Regions from separate parts of the Homo sapiens genome. Here region 1 is linked to region 2. A link is an interaction called in ENCODE POLR2A ChIA-PET data of the cell type or tissue named here. Cell type or tissue: A673. All regions are shown on one strand.

The links. Peaks named below come from ENCODE experiments on the same cell type or tissue, not always from the same donor. Only the 100,000 strongest peaks of a DNase experiment are listed, where the experiment ranks them.
Region 1: POLR2A ChIA-PET joins it to region 2 with 6 read pairs; 16 of 35 experiments call an interaction of 5 or more read pairs at or near these places.

The regions. Positions count from the first base shown.
Region 1 is chr19:17,592,060-17,594,559 of GRCh38, reverse strand. No RefSeq gene overlaps it. Among named protein-coding and RNA genes, the nearest start is that of COLGALT1, 38 kb to the right of the region's middle. In A673, no CTCF peak of the experiment used is centred here; no DNase peak of the experiment used is centred here.
Region 2 is chr19:17,864,055-17,866,554 of GRCh38, reverse strand. No RefSeq gene overlaps it. Among named protein-coding and RNA genes, the nearest start is that of SNORA68, 2.7 kb to the right of the region's middle. RefSeq lists an enhancer at 1,540-1,679. In A673, no CTCF peak of the experiment used is centred here; no DNase peak of the experiment used is centred here; H3K27ac peaks cover 487 bases.

The DNA.
Region 1 (2,500 bases), 270 kb after region 2:
TCAGGGTGCAAAAATAAGGGGTTGGGGCACAGAGATAAGAGGTCAGGGCACGGAAATAAGGGATGGGGCGCAGAGATAAGAGGTCGGGGCATGGAAATAAGGGATCGAGGCACAGAGATAAGAGGTTGGGGCATGGAAATAAGGGATTGGGGATTCTTGCCCCTTAGAAAAGCGGGACTTGCCGCTAAGGGTGAAGGACCAAGGCAAGCATCCCTGCATGGTCTGACACCTCTGAAATGTGGGTGAATAATCAGAGAGGCGTTCTTGCAATGATTAAACACCAAGGGAAGGCTGCCTTCCTAGTCCGTGACCGGTGCCAGAGTTTTGGGTCCACAGATAAAACATGTCTCCTTTGTCTTTACCAGAAAATGAAAGGAATTGAAATTAAGAGAAGGGAGAGATTGAAGTGTGGCGCCAATATTGAAAGGAGAAAGAGGTTGAGGGATAGTGAGGGAGGTTGGAGAAGAGAGTGAAAATAGGCCGCTTACTGGATTTGAAATTGGTGAGATGTTTCTTGGGCTGGTCGGTCTGAGGACCCGAGGTCGTAGGTGGATCTTTCTTATGGAACAAAGAACAGGAGGACAGGGGATTGATCTCCCAAGGAAGGTCCCCCGATCTGAGTCACGGCACCAAATTTCATGCGTGTCTGTGTGAAGAGACCACCAAACAGGCTTTGTGTGAGCAATAAAGCTTTTAATCACCTGGGTGCAGGTGGGCTGAGTCTGAAAAGAGAGTCCTTGAAGGGAGATAAGGGTGGGGCCATTTTATAGGATTTGGGTAGATAAAGGAAAATTACAGTCAAAGGGGGGTTGTTCTCTGGCGGGCAGAGTGGGGGTCACAAGGTGCTCAGTAGGGGAGCTTTTGAGCCAGGATGAGCCAGGAGAAGGAATTTCACAAGACAATGTCATCAGTTAAGGCAGGAACCGGCCATCTGGATGTGTACATGCAGGTCACAGGGGATATGATGGCTTAGCTTGGGCTCAGAGGCCTGACACTGGGTTCATGCCATTCTCCTGCCTCAGCCTCCCGAGTAGCTGGGACTACAGGCGCTCACCACCATGCCCAGCTAATTTTTTGTATTTTCAGTAGAGACAGGGTTTCACCGTGTTAGCCAGGATGGTCTCAGTCTCCTGACCTCGTGATCCACCCACCTTGGCTTCCCAAAGTGCTAGGATTATAGGCGTGAGCCACTGTGTCTGGCCTGGAGTAGCCATTCTTTATTCCTTTACTTTCCTAATAAACTTGCTTTCACTTACTCTATGGACTCACCCTGACTTCTTTCTTTTTTTTTTTTTTTTTTTTTTGAGACAGAGTCTGGCTCTGTTGCCCAGGCTGGAGCTCAGTGGCGCAATCTCGGCTCACTGCAAGCTCTGCCTCCTGGGTTCATGCCATTCTCCTGCCTCAGCCTCCCGAGTAGCTGGGACTACAGGTGCCCGCCACTACACCCGGCTAATTTTTTTGTATTTTTAGCAGAGACGGGGTTTCACTGCGTTAGCCAGGATGGTCTCAATCTCCTGACCTCGTGATCCGCCCACCTCAGCCTCCCAAAGTGCTGGGATTACAGGCGTGAGCCACCGCGCCCGGCCTCCCTGACTTCTTTCTTGCACAAGATCCAAGAACCCTCTCTTGGGGTCTTGATCAGGACCCCTTTCCGGGAACACATAGAGACAGGAAGCAGATTGGTGGTGCCAGGGGCTGGGGGAGAGGGAGTGGAGAGTGACTGCTGATAGAAACGAGATCTCCTTTTAGGGGGATGAAAATGTTCTGGAAATTGATAAAGGTGATGGTCGTGTGACATTGCAAATGTGCTAAATTCCACCAAATTGGACATTTTAATCTGGTTAATTTTATGTTGTCTGATTCTTACCTCAATTTAAAAATTTTTTTTTCCAGATTCCGTGTTCAGCCAAATAATTTTTGGGGTTTTGTTTGTTTGTTTTATTTGTTTGCTTGTTTTAAGAGGGAGACTCGCTCTATCGCCCAGGCTGGAGCACAGTGGCACGATCTCCGCTCACCACAACCTCTGCCTCCTGGGTTCAAGTGATTCTCCTGCCTCACCCTCCTGAGTACCTGTGATTACAGGTGTGTGCCACCACGCCCGACTAATTTTTGTATTTTTATTAGAGGCAGGGTTGCACCATGTTGGTCAGGCTGGTCTCGAACTCCTGACCTCAGGTGAGTCCCAAAGTGCTGGGATTACAGGCATGAGCCACGGTGCCCAGCCCTGCCAAATTTTTTTTAAAACAAGTCAGATTTGAGGCCAGGAGTGGTGGCTCACGCCCGTAATCCCAGCACTTTAAGAGGCCGGGGCGGGTGGATCACCTGAGGTCAGGAGTTCGAGACCAGCCTGGACAACATGGTGAAACCCCATCTTTACTAAAAATACAAAAATTAGCCGGGCATGGTGGCACACACCTGTAATCCCAGCTACTCCAGAGGCTAGGCAGGAGAATCGCTTGAATGCGGGAGGCAGAGGTTGCAGTGAGCCAAGATCGCGCCA
Region 2 (2,500 bases):
GATGGATAGATGGGTGGATGGATGGATGGGTGAGTTGATGGATGGGTGGGTGGGTGGATAGCTGGATGGATGGCTGGATGGTTGGGTGGATGGATGGATGGGTAGGTGGATGAGTGGAAGGATGAATGGATGGGGTGGGTGGATTGAGTGGACGAATGGATGGACAGGTAGCTGGTTGGATGGTGGAGGAATCTGACTGAATGGAAGGATGGGGTTTGGCAGGGGGTGGGGGAATTCGGTGGTAGAGGGGCTTCTGGGCACATTTATGAGAGGCTGAGTGTGCCAAGGTAGGTGAATAGGTGCAGGCTAGTGATCTGGGAGCACATTCATCCTGTCAATGGCCCCTCAATAATGGGATTGGCCTCCATGTCTCAGCTGGTTGGGGCAGAGCTCTCCCAAGTGGTTCCCAGGCTGCTGCCACGTGGTTGAAGCCCTGGAGGGGCTCCAAGGCACAGGGAGGGGACTGAGGTGGAGATGAGGGTATGCAGTGGGCTTTGGTGGGGCCGTGAGCCTTCCACTCTCCTGATCTCTCATCCTCCAACTCACCTAATATCACCTCGCCTGCCCTGCAGCCTGGAGGGATCACCGCCCTCACTTTATACAGGAAGAAATGGCTCAGAGAGGGCAGGGACTTCCAGGCAGTTACGGCCTGAGTCCACAGTGCCACGCCCTGCTTCAGGCCCAGCTCAAGGTAAGGTAAGGTCACATCTAACAGAGCAGCTCCATTACAGCCTAAGCAGGACTCATGTCTCCTCCCCGTGTTCTAATCAAGGGGGTAGAAGGGTCAAGCCTCAGGGACGGGGGCAGCACTGCACAGGGTCAAGTACCGGAGATCCTTCTCCCTCACTGCTCCTGTGTGTTGCTTCTTCATAGTCCAAAATGACTGCTGCAGCACTGGCCATCATGTCCACACCAGCCAGAGGCGTTCTTTCTCAGAAATGGCACATCAGTACTGTATTTTTGTTTTGTTTGGTCTCGTCTTGTTTCCAGGCTGGAGTACAGTGGCATGATCATGGTTCACTGCAGCCTCAACCTCCAGGCTCAAGTGATTCTCACACCTCAGGCCCCCGTGTAGCTGGGACTACAGGTGTGCACCGCAACACCCAGCTAATGTTACTTGGTAAAGACAGGGTCTCACTATGTCTACCAGTCTGGTCTCAAACTCCTGGCCTCAAGTGATCCTCCTACCTCAGCCTCCCAAAGTGCTGAGATGACAGCCATGAGCCACACCTGGCCATAGCTATGGAGGTTAGGAAATGTATTTTCTTTTCTGGGTGGCACTTAAGTATGAAGATTCCCTTATGGAGAAAGGAGAGTTTGTACTAGAAACCACAAGATGAATGAAATTCAGGCAAAATTTTAAGATTTCCAGCTAGCACCCCCCATCCAATATACTCTAAGGAACATCAAAAGATATCCTGGGCTAGGCGGGGTGGCTCACACCTGTAATCCCAGCACTTTGGGAGGCCAAAGCAGGTGGCATGAGGTCGAGTTCCAGACTAGCCCGGCCCACATGGTGAAACCCCGTCTGTACTAAAAATACAAAAAATTTGCCAGGCGTGGTGGCAGGCACCTGTAATTCTAGCTACTCTGGAGGCTGAGGCAGGAGAATCCCTTGAACCTGGGAGGCAGAGGTTGCAGTGAGCTGAGACTGTGCCACTGCACTCCAGCATGGGCAACCAAGCGCGACTCCGTCTCAAAAAAAGAAAGATATCCTGGGAAAATGTATGACTCTTCTCAAGCTTTTGCCCCGCATATGTAAAGAGCTTTCACGAAACAAAAAGGATACCATGGAAAGTTGAGCCCCTCCTGGATACACTGGGTGACACACACAGCCCCTGCCCTCTCAGAACTAGTGGGGGATAGAAATCAAATATAGCCCAGTCCCGGGAACCCACGTGCAGTTTGTAAAACTCGAGTGAGGCCAGCCTGGGGGAATCTGTAGTATTCCAGGCAAGTGCGAAGGCCCTAGGGTGGGAAGGAGCCAGTTGTTGGGGACGGGACCCGTGGGGTTCTGTGGTCTACAGGGCTGTCCTCAGGCCTGGGTCTTACGCAGAATGGGTGCTTGTGTGCTGACCCTGCCCAGGTTCTGGGCGCCTCTCCAAGTTCCTGGGTGTTACAACACCCCACAGGTGAGGCTGGAAAAGGCCTGGTTTCCTGGAAACCACACAGCTCCTCCACAGGTAGAGGAAAGGCTGTGTCCTTGCCCTGAGTGTGGTGGTGCCCCTGTAGTCCCAGCTACTTGGGAGGCTGAGGCAGGAGGACCACTTGAGCCCAGGAGGTCGAGGCTACAGTAAGCCACGATCTCTCCACTGCACTCTAGCCAGGGCGACAGAGCAAGACCCTGTTTCAAAAAGCCGTAACTACTACCTAGTCCTGGCTTCCTCCTGGTCCTGGGCTCTCTGGGACAAAGGAGGGCCCCATAGGCTGACCCCAGCACCTGCACAGCGTCACTTCCCACATCAATGTGGAACCCGATGTTGAGATCAAGACAGCAAGC